Linked DNA regions of Homo sapiens: region 1 is linked to region 2. Evidence: chromatin contacts called from ENCODE Hi-C data. All regions are on one chromosome and are shown on one strand. The core of a region is the stretch at or near the end of the contact, and the rest is flanking DNA. Distances in the headings are between cores, read along the strand shown. Region 1 has its middle 470 kb from the start of MIR5702. Region 2 has its middle 580 kb from the start of MIR5702.

What was found. Hi-C counts contacts between places; a loop is a spot of excess contacts on that map. Pooled maps may share reads with other maps.
Region 1: a loop to region 2 is called in a map of IMR-90, with 7 times the contacts of the local background. The contact joins two enhancer-like sites. A Hi-C loop is called at or near these places in 1 of 168 maps with a recorded cell type or tissue (IMR-90) and 2 of 50 pooled maps.

Annotation. Positions count from the first base shown.
Region 1 is chr2:226,181,415-226,187,513 of GRCh38, forward strand. No RefSeq gene overlaps it. Among named protein-coding and RNA genes, the nearest start is that of MIR5702, 470 kb to the right of the region's middle. Within about 2 kb of position 4,502, at least 10 of the 41 ENCODE cell types and tissues checked have a DNase peak (open chromatin) inside an H3K27ac peak, as active enhancers do; they include IMR-90, where a contact is called at or near this core.
Region 2 is chr2:226,078,203-226,084,199 of GRCh38, forward strand. No RefSeq gene overlaps it. Among named protein-coding and RNA genes, the nearest start is that of MIR5702, 580 kb to the right of the region's middle. Within about 2 kb of position 1,554, at least 5 of the 41 ENCODE cell types and tissues checked have a DNase peak (open chromatin) inside an H3K27ac peak, as active enhancers do; they include IMR-90, where a contact is called at or near this core.

The sequences.
Region 1 (6,099 bases), core at 3,252-5,751, 110 kb after region 2:
CATTGTTTCTGGTGGATGCAGCAACATCCTCCTACCCCCTCTCCCTGATTCTGTCTTTTGCCACCTTTAGCACATTCCAGTGGTGCTCAAGCAGAATGACTTTGCCCCCCATTTGGCAATGTCTGGAGACAGTTTTTGTTGTCATAACTAGGGGGTAGGGGGTGACATTATAGCTTTATTAGGGAGAAGCCAGGGGTGCTGGTAAACATCCTACAATGCAGAGGAATCTCTGTTACAACAAGGAATCATCCAGTCCAAAATGTCAGTTGTGCAGAGAAACCCTGGTGTATTCCCACACTGCAGCAGGAACAATCCTTTTAACATTTACAGCAGATAATGTTACTCCTCTGGTCAGAACCTCTCAGTTGTTTTTAGTGTCCACTGGAGTATAAGTCAGAGTTCCTCACAGCTTATAAAGGTCAAGATGACCTGTTCCTGCTCTCCCTGACTTCACCTCCTGCTGCTTTCTTTTTGCTCACTCCACTCCAGCCAGGAGTTTCTCCTTGTTCCTCCAACCACTTCTCCAATCCATTCATGCTTCTGCTCAAATGTCATTTCCTTAGACAGGATTTCCCTGGCAAATTTATATATATAAAAGCAAATACTCCATAACTTTTCCCAACCCTACACCACAGGGAAACACAATTAGATGAATTATTATCCATAGTGGTTAACCCTGTAAAATTCCCACCCTCCCTTCCTTCCTTTTTTCCTTCTTTCCTCCCTCCCTCTCTCCCTTCCTCACTCCCTCCTCCCTCCCTTCCTTCCTTCTTTCCTCCCTCCCTTCCTTCCTTCCTTCTTTCCTCCCTCCCTCCCTTCCTTCCTTCCTTCCATTCTTCCTTCCCTGCAAATAATATAATTAAATCCAATAACCCAACACCCAACATGAAGCTAGAACACTCACAGAAACCCATGTGAGTATCCCAAGAATTTCTTTGCCACTCCTCATTCAAGACAACTACTACCCCAAATCTTGTATTAACAATGTTCCTGACTTCATTTGATATATGTTCACACATCTATTTGTATTTCTTTAAAAGTATTAGTTTGGGTTGCGTGTGTTTGGCTTTATGAAAAATGTAATGTTTTAAATATATAATAACTTATTTTGTATTCCTATTATATTGCTATGATCCATCTGCAATGTTGCATGTAGTTAAAGTCATTCATTTTCATTGCTACGTAATAGTCTCTCTTTGAATATGCCACACTTTTCTTCTCCAGCCCCCACTATATAGGACTGTGTTTGTTTCTAGGTGTTTGCCATAATGAACTTTGGAACAGGTTAGGGTTTCTCTCCATATAACTTATCATCACCTGATATTTTATGTATGCACTGGCTTATTTGTTGATTGCCTGGCTCCTCTCAGTAGAATGCAAAGGCCCTGGGAACAGAGCCTCTGTTTTCCCCCTGATGTATCAACAAAGCCTAACATAGTGCCTGCTATATAATAGGAAGTCCATTTATATCTACTCTCTCCACCTTTACCCTTTGTCCCGTTGCCTGGCTTATTATAATAGCCTTCTAAACTGTCTCCCTGCTTCTTCCCTTGCCGCCCTTAAATCAACTCTCAACATAACAGCCAGGATTATTTTGTTAAAAGTTATACAAGATTCTGTCATTTTTCTGTTCAAAAATCCCTAGCAGCCTCCCCCATCTCAAAGTAAAAGCCAAAGTCCTTATAATAAACTATGGCTTTGTAAGATCTGGCTTCCTTCACTTCTCTAAACTTATCTCCTACTATCTGTACTCCGGGCACACTGACCTCCTTGGTACTCTTGAACACTCTACATTCACGATCCCTAGGACCTTTGCTCTTGCTGTACTCTTTGCTTGGACAGTTTTTCCCTCAAATATCTACAAAGCTTTTATCTTACTTCCTTCCCTTGTGTGCTCAAAAGTCACATATTGAGGTCTTCTCTTTTACTCCATGTAAAATTGAAACTCTGTCATCATATTCTGTCCCTTTACAGTGCTTTTTATCCTTAGAGCTCATTGCTATTTAACTTTTTTTTACTTATATATTTTATTTGTTTATCTCCTCTTACTGAACTACTACCTTTATAAAGCTACGATTTTGTATTCACTACTGAATCCTTGGTCCCTGGAATATGCCTGGCACATACGAGTTGTTCAATTAATACTGAATGAATAAATGAATAACGGGGAAAGTGAACATGATAAGTAGTTGTTATTTATGCAACCACTTATTTGGGCATTCATTAGATCATAGTTATATTTTTGATGGTCTCGTGGATATCAGAATGACTTAAAACTTTAAAAATAAAATATTCCCAAAGCTACTGATGCAACCATCTGAAAAAATAGAAGATGATGTAAGACATGCACATGACTAGAGTCAGACCACTAACTCTGAAGATCCTAATTCCTGAAGCTAGTTTTAAAATATTAAACATAATTTTTGCTTTGCATAAAGCAAGGCACAAGAATTCCTAGAGGGCAAAATCAGATCTAGACTTGGTGTTGCATTTATGGAGGAGCGAAGCACAGACCCCCTTTGCTGGAGTTTGTCACACGAGGAGCTTCTCAAGACTCCAGGGGAACAATAGTGCCTCTTTGCTGCTGGTGTGGTCTTGTGGTTCTTGAGGAAAGCAATGGTTTTGCTAAAGTTATTACAAATATTTAAAAATTATTCAGTTCTAAGTTTCAATGTGTGTTTTTAAAAATTACTTCACTCTAGCTTAATAACATTTCCAAAGAAATCTCTAAGAAAAAACAAGACTTCTGGAGGGAGCTAGATAAGAAGGGCTGAGGAGAAGATAGGTGATTTCCGGCTGCCATGTCATTATTAACCACGAATAGAAGAAAAGAAATGCACAAGGAATAAAATTAATGTCTTTAAAAGATATGGATACATGTTAACATCAAAGAATTTTGAGCTCAGGATATGTATTTTACAATTTTAGCTAAATCTTGAATTATATGAATCTTTAAAATGTCAAGATGTGGCAAATAGGCTTCGCAATCATGGTTTGTCATCTCGTCAATGCTCTTGACTTTTGAGTTTTCATGTAGAGAAGACATTCCTTTTGCTATCATCCTTCTGATAAAATTAGCTATGTGTGTTGTGTAGCAGTATTTCCATCCACACACAAGGGTGTGACTTGGCATTCTTTGTTACAACTGCTACTCAACCACTTATTTAAAATAAAAGTCTAAAACTGAAATCCTCTAATGAGTTGGAAAAGTTTTGCTTTAAAAATTATCCTTTTAGAGTGATTTCCAGTGCCATTTAGGGGATATAAGGAAGGAAATTCCAAGGTGTCTGTATTTTATCTGCAAATAAAACGATCATGTGACCACATGCCTGTTTGATCTGTGCCTGGTAGCTTAGCATGGCTACAGCAAAAGACGCACTTGCTATAATCATTTCAACCCCCACCCAACCCAAATCATCAACATTTCTCATCAAAGGAGAACATTTACATGCTCTGAAACATTGAATGAAAATAAGTGAAAACCTCTTCAGATATTTGTTTTAAAAATTCTCTGAGAGTACATAGAGTTTGGATCATGAAAGCAGAACTCAATTCATACTTCTGATCCTTCCCGGTTTCACATTTTTAAAAAATGTTATTTCACCACCTCCATGATCAGAAGGCGATGAGCTTGCTTTGTTTCCCAACTGACCTATTCATATCAAGTTAGTTACACTCACTTAAGTCTCCCCACCACCTTTGGCCAATCCCACAGAGCCCTCCTATGGAGCTGGAAACTCATATAGAGACTTTTGTTTTTTATAGAGAATTCAATAGCTCAATGCCACAAGACACCCTTTCTTATTAAAACGAGAAAGAAATGCATGGAAGTTGTTAAAAACAAATCATTTTCCATTAGTAAAAGTTACATGATTGGAAAGAGAAGAGCACATTGCTGTAATTACCAGTACATTAAGCAGGGGATGAACAGCTGCGTGAACTTGGAGTCAGTAGAATAACAGCCACCGAGCCAGCTTCCCCATATGGTCCAAGCAAGGAGGTGGGGCTTCTAGCTGCCTGGGGGTTGGGGAGAGGTGAGGAGGGGGCAAACGAATCCCATTCAAGTAGGAAATGTAAGCCAAGAAATGTCTGGCTTCCCAATCCAAACCCAGATTTCTCTGTGCTGCACTGGAAAAATCCCCCTGGCCTCCATAACAAAAACCTCTAAAATCAATGTTGTCTTTTCCTAAAGAGAGCAAAATGTGAGCGTTTTCAGACTTTTGGCTACATTGCTACTAATAGAAAAGACGACCTCAGAAGGACTTAGTCACTTCCTCAGCTTTTTGGGGTGTGGCTATGACTTGGAATTATTGGTATCACTTAGTAAACACTGTTTGATCTAGCATTTGCCTTCTCTCCCAATTAAAAATAGAGTCTGGCCAACAATGACAGGTCCCCACCACCAGGTATTGGCCTCAGTCTGTTTCAGTGAAAAGCATTACAGCCTTCTAATTGGCATTCTCTTCAGAATTTGGCAAATTTGGTCAAAGCAGACCAGCACTATAGTAACCTTTCATTATCAATGCAAATCCTAACAGAAAAGCATTCCATTCTTCTTACATTGTACGTCATAAATGAAACACAATAAATTTTATTGTGAAACCTCCTAGGAAGACATTCCTGAATAGACAAAGCAGAAAATGCTTGCATTATACTAAACAGAGCTAAAATTTGATAGTTGCTGGAAGGGTTGGCTATAAGGAATCTAGCTGTTTACAGGGGAAATACCAAATAGGCTACATCATTTGCAAGGAGATGTTTTTGTAAGTACCATGTCCAAAACCATTTGGGTTTCAACTATATGAAGGTTATTATTGCAGAGAATGGTGACCAGCTGTTCTTCATTGCCTCCGAAAACAGAATGAGAGAAAAAATGGCATTAAAGTGGAATTGGAAGAATTGAAGCTTCCTAAAAATTTGAGTTTGTTAACAGGAGAAGGATCCACACTAGGGAGTTATAAAATGAATGCCTTTCATTTTCTGTTGCTTTTAGAAATAAAAAGTGGCACTTTTAAGACAATTCAGGTAAAATTTTGTCCATCAATAAAATACTGAATTTGATAATCTTACAAATTTCTATTAAAAATAATTTCAAAAATATTTAAGAAATATGACTATTGGAAATTAGGCTATGTCTGGAGAATAATTCATCCAGTCATGCTATGGTGTCAGGGAATATTGTAAAATGAGAGAGTATTATTAAAAGAATCCTGTCGGAAATGTGTGCATTTCATGCCATAGATTTATGCAGGCATATTCTAGGAAGAAGGATAATGACTTCCCTGTAAATTAATATTGTCTTCAGAAATATCTAAATTTACAAATAAAAGATAAACAGCCTGGGCACGGTGGCTCACGCCTGTAATCCCAACACTTTGGGAGGCGGAGGAGGGCGGATCACCTGAGGTCAGGATCACCTGAGCTCAAGACCAGCCTGGCCAACATGGTGAAACCCTGTCTCTGCTAAAAATACAAAAATTAGCTGGGTGTGGTGATGCATGCCTGTATTCCCAGCTACTTGGGAGTCTGAGGTAGGACAATCACTTGAACCCAGGAGGCAGAGGTTGCAGTGAGCCGGGATTGTGCCACTGCACTCCAGCCTAGGTGACAGAGAGAGAATTCATCTCAAAAAAAGAAAAAAGAAAAAAAAAAAAAAGAAAAACAATAGTATTCTACTCAATAGAATAGACACACTGCTATCTCTTAGAAAATTATTAGATTGATGAATACATAGATGTAAAAACATCATTTGGTGGGTATCAGGATTTCCACTGATAGTTGATTTGTGGACTCTCAAGAAATTTATACCTGTATTCAAACACATACTGTGATATTAACTTGCAGGACTTTCTTAATAAACCAACTGTGGGAAGGACACACATTCCTAGACTTTCATTCACAGGGCAAATCCATCATTGCCAGACTTCTGCTTTCCATAGAACACTCACTTTTCTGTTTTCTATTCAACTTGAATGAAAATTTCTACTAGATCTCATTCCAAATCCTCCCATGGGACAGAGCTACCTTTCAGCAATCAGTGCTTTACCAAGGGCCGCACTCAAATTTGAACATCTCAGTAGACATGGAATCAGAAGCGAG
Region 2 (5,997 bases), core at 304-2,803:
ACTGGTGTCCTTAGAAGAAGAGATTAAGACACAGACAAGCTCAGAGGTTAAGACCATGTGAAGACACAAGAAGAATGTGGCCATGCACAGGCCTCAGAATAAACCAACTCTGCCAATAACTTTGTTTTGGACTTGCAGATTCCAGAATTGTGAGAAAATATATTGTCATTGTGTAAGCCATCTGGTCTGATATTTTGTTATAGCAGCCCTAGCACATTAATAGATAAACCTATTTGCTCTTCACCATTTACAAATAATTATGACTCTTAACTATAGGCCACTGTCTAGTTTTGTTCCCTATTACACCTGGAAGCTATCTTCCTAGAACCTAAACTTTTGACCATCAGGCTTAAAAGCCAGGGACTCTATAATCAGCAGCCTACAAGAAAATGCATACTTAAGCCAAGACAAGGTCCAGTTCTCCTGATCATAGTGTAATCTGTTCTTAGTATTCCTCCGACAGATGCTGAATCCTATTCCTTTCCCTGATCAGATTCTGTTTTTTGCCCATTTCCCATATGCTCAGTTTATATTTTCAGTTTTATTCTTTTCTCCCAAAGTTAAGCCTATTTCCTCAACATGGCCTAATACCTGTATTCCATTCTCACAGTCAAGCAATGGACTCATGATTAGTCATATTTTTCTCATTAATAAGAACACTGGTGACATTCTTGCCATGTGATGGCTTAACTGCTACACTTTGGAGGCACATCCTCCTCCTCTTCCTTCATCAACTTGGCCCACTCAGGCCTGCTGTCTTCTCTAAACTAATCTGAATTTCCTTACAGGATAATTGCTCCAGGCTCTGGCATCAGAGTGGCTATGTTCTTATTCTGACCCCCTTTCATATGAACTAGGTGGGAAATTCCTTCATCTGAAAATAGGGATAATCATAGAATCTATTTCACAGGGTTGTAGGGGACTTGAATAGAATGGTGTATGAACAGAGCTTAGGATTTCTCAAAAGCTCAATAAATGTTAGATAACTTGTTAGGAATGATAATGGCTTCTCTAAAATGTGAATATGCATTGTTCATTGACAGCAATCCTATGAAGGGGGAATTAGCTTTATCTATTTGAGATAAAAAAAAGCCTGAGCAAAACCTGACTGAGTGCAAAAACAATGGTTTTCATGCATTTTCCAGCATGGTTCCACCTTGGAAGAGAAAGTCAAGGGAAATGAGCCAGATATAATGATTCACTGTAGCCTAAATACATCATGGCTTCATTGGGGGCCACTGGGGAGAACAACTCACTTTGGAAAAGGGATTAATATGTTATAACCAAGACTATGGATAAGCTTTTAGACCTTTCTTTTTAAAAAAATAATTTTTTTTGTGCTTTGAGTTTCTGTTTTATAGACCTTTCTTAAGAAGATAGTTGGAGCAAATTCCTATAGTTAGAAACAAACTCATTATATGCTCCAAAGGCCTGAATCCAATGTTCTGACTAATGGATCTGAAATAAAACATTATTTATATCCATATTATACAATGAATGAATTGGCCAGGAAACTGAGGGTGTGTTGATGACTTTGAGTCTTAGTGAATAGGGTGATCTCATGACCACAGCATTCTGGAGAGGTGCATTAGTGCACTTTCATGTCATCTGTGGGAGCCTTGACATTGAGAAGCATGACAGTAAATTACATCATTCAAGTCTTGAAGCAAACCAGTGGAGTTAGGTTCATTCTTCTTGCTCCCTCCTTATTGTATTTTGCTGACCACAGTATGTTCTCTGTTTGGAGTGGGGGTGGAGGCAAGAAGCCACAAATAGCATAAGCAGGAGTTGATGCTTCAAGGGGGTTATCATGATTGGAGCTGTGCCTTCATGCAATGTCTTGCACTGTTATCTGTCATTTGTTTTGCAAAGTGTTAATACACAAAATCATTTGGAAACTCCATCAAAGACAGATGGCATTATGCCATATGAGGCCATGAGACTAAGAGACTGTCTTCTCAAGGGCCAAGTGCAGGAAAATAGAAAGCTGATTTTAAAGATCTTCCTCCTCTATTTTCACCTTCTCGTCTAACTGATTTTAATTGTTCTCTAAAGTTATGAGTAACACAGTTTATAGCAATTTCCACACATTTCCCTAAGAAAAATGCTGCCATAAACACACATAATTAAAATATGTGAAGTATCAGGTTATCAACATTATATTACTAAATAAGACTAACACAGTAATTACTCCCAAGAAGGCATGTATAGGTCTTTCTGTGTGGGTGTTCATATGTGCAACACTGAAGGGGAAGAAGGCTGTGGCAGGAAATGTATCCCTTAGGAAAGAGTAGGAATGTAATCAAGTGCATTTTGATTCCAAGGAAATGACTACATTGACTTCAACATTTTTCACATGAAGGTTGCAGGACCTTGTACTGACTATCAAGTTTCAGCTCAAAGTTACCAGGAAGAAAGGCTGTCCTCAGCTGTAGTAGCCTGGATCTCTAAACTCTGATGCTCTTCTCTATTATTCATTTTAAATTTTGCATAATGCATACCATTATCTGCAAGTTGTTTGTGCTTTTTGGTATTTATTATCTCAGTTTTCTCACCAGAATGTGGGCTATGTGATAGCAGAAACTTAGTTCATCATATTCATTATTGTGTTTTCAACACATAGAACACAGTCTGCCACAAAGGAGATGTTCAATCATGATTGCTCCAATAAGAAATAAATGATTGATTGAATATCCATGTTGTTAAGAGAAATGTTTTCAAAGAAAAGCATGAACCAGTTTGTTTATTCTATTAATAATGTTGGCCATTGGAATTAAAGCCAGCTCTGTACACTAAAGCATAGATTATCAGGGAAAATGTGTGACTTTTTACTTACCCTTCTCAATTCATGTATTTCTTTTGTGTGTTCATTCAACAAACATTAACACAGCTCTTATTTTGTGCCAAATGTAGTACTTTTGAAATGAGCACACTAAAAAGTAAAATACAGTTCCAGTTACATTTACTATGTAACTAGCAAGGAAAAAGTTAAGCAGAAAATAATAAGCACCTGGTAAAAGTTCTTTCCAAGTGGACTGCCATTATGTCTATTACCAAAACATGTGAGAGGCAATTTTTTAACAAATACCATAAGGTTACTTCTAAAAACATAACAAGATTGAGTATATAATGAAGTTTTAGGCTAGAAATAGTTTTCATGAACAGTTGAGTATCAGATAAGATATAATTCAATTATGCTTTTTAATATTACCACCTCCCAAGAAGATACTACTCCATATGGCAAGAAGTTTGGGCAGGGAATGTGGATGAACCCCATGATACTTTACTCAGAAAAGTTTCAAAGTGGGAAGGTATTTCTTTCTCTGTCTTCCCTGTTCCTTGACTCCAAGCCCAAGTGTTTATGGCAAGCAGAAAATAAGCATATACTCTTTTCTCCCCTTTGATTACTCTTGCCTCTGCAGTCATGATCCTATTTTCTCACTTTCCACCACCTCACTTTTTCTATGTCTAGGCTGAAACTGCAGACTTTGGAAACAGTGGGACAAGAAGTTAAGAGTTGTGAATAGCAGGACAATAACAGGTAATAAAATAAGGTTTTGCATGGTATTTTCTCTGTCTAGAGTTTCAGAGATGAGTAAAGAAAACAGAAATGGAAGAAAAAAGCTACCCCAAAAGAACAAAGGTACCTTCCATGAAAATCTACTGGATACAAGCAATTGATCTGCGTTCTGCCTGAGGCCCACAAGTACTCAAAGACTTCAGAAGGAGACTGGTTAACCATCTTAGTGAAAAAGAGCAGAGCCACAGGTGACCGATTTATTCTGTCTGTTCATAAAAATCTTAGTCCAGATCATTAAAGAGGATATATATACAAATATATACATATACATATATACACACATATACATATATATATACACATTCACATACATATATACATTCATACATACATATATATATATGCTAGGTGATATATCAACTAGAAGGCACACTATAGAATAAGACAAGGGATACTACACTAAAAATACTTGTAAAAACTGAACTAAAATATGTAGAGTAATTTTTCAGAAGAGTTCCTATATACTTCAGCAAAATGTAGTGGATAATAAAGAGAAAAAATGTCATAAGAAAGTTTAGTTGAATGAAAGAAGTGTATGAAAAGATAACAATATGAGATGAAAAGGTGAAAAGAAAGAATAATAAAATTATAAAAGAGAGAAAAAGAAAACTAAAATCATAGGATCAAAATTAAATATGGGAGGTAAAGACAGAAAACATCAAATCTGATGTTACAGAAAACTAAAATATGGAAGACAAATTTCAATAGAGCTTCCAAAATTTAGAAGCAAAGACTTAGAGATTAACATTAATAAAACAGAAAGAAAACCAAATACTCAGAAAAATGTTGATACCAAAGAACTGGGAATACATGAGACAGAGGTTATTTTTCCATATCTCACTGAAAACAAATTTTGGAGATTAAGATAGTTTAATGCAGGCACATGAAAAGGGGAAAATTATTGCTACATAAAATTGATTAAAATATTAATAATCAGAAAACATAGTGGATGTCTACAAATCAATAAAATGAAAAAATGTGTGTAAAGATACAATTCATAGAAAAGACCTTCTAAAAAGATGCTCAACTTCACTAGTAATCAAGATAGCACTAAATTTAAAAATTAGATACCATTTCAGTTGTACTAGATTGGCACAATTTTGAAATTAAAACTTGTAGTAGTAAAGATGTCAGAAAACAAAACATTTTTAGAGTATTCACATGGATATACATGGTGACAGTACACGTATATTTCATTTTAATTGTCTTATATATGGATATGTCACGATTATTTCATACATTTATCTAGTGATGGCATTTGGATTCTGCCTATTTTTTTCTCCTTAATAATGTCATAAAATGTTGTTATGCCTAGATGGTAAGCTTGTGAATGGTTTTCCTTAAAAGAAAACTCCTTCTGACTTATGAATTGTAAAATAATCAATAAAATAAAATAGAGCATATCACTAAGTGATCAAGGAAAGTTGAGCCATATATGGGTTGGTGTATTAGTCTATTTTCATGCTGCTGATAAAGACATACCCAAGACTGGGTAATTTATACAGGAAAAAGGGTTTAATGGACTTACAGTTCCACATAGCTGTGAAGGCTTCACAATTATGGTGGAAAGCAAGGAGGAGCAAGACGCATCTTACATAGATGGCAGCAGGCAAAGAGAGAGAATGAGAACCAAGCAAAAGAGGTTTTCCTTTATAAAACCATCAGATTTTGTGAGACTTATTCACTACCACCAGAAGAGAATGGGAGAAACCACCCCAGTTGTTCAATTATCTCCCACAGGGTCCCTCCCACAATCCATGGGAATTATGAGAGTTACAATTAAAGATGAGATTTGGGTGGAGAAACAGCCAAACCATATCATTCCACCCTGGCCCCTCCCAAATCACATTTCAAAATCAATCAAGCCTTTTCAACAGTCCCCCAAAGTCTTTTTTTTTTTTTTTTTTTTTTTTTTTGAGATGGAGTCTTGCTCTGTCACCCAGCCTGGAGTGCAGTGGCGTGATCTCAGCTCACTGCAACCTCTGCCTCCCAGGTTCACACCATTCTCCTGCCTCAGCCTCTCGAATAGCTGGGACTACAGGCACACGCCACCATGCCTGGCTAATTTTTTGTATTTTTATTACAGACAGGGTTTCACCATGTTAGCCAGGATGGTCTCGATCTCCTGACCTCATGATCTGCCTGCCTCAGCCTCCCAAAGTGCTGGGATTACAGGCATGAGCCACCATGCCCAGCCCCCGAAAGTCTTAATTCATTTCAGCATTAACTCAAAAGTCCACAGTCCAAAGTTTCATCTGAAACAAGGCAAGTCTCTTCTGCCTGTGTGCCTGTAAAATCAAAAGCAAGTTACTTACTTCCTAGATACAATGGTGGTATAGGCATTGGGTAAATATACCTGTTCCAAAGACAGTAATTGGCCAAAATGAAGGGGCTACAGTCCCCATACAAGTTCAAAA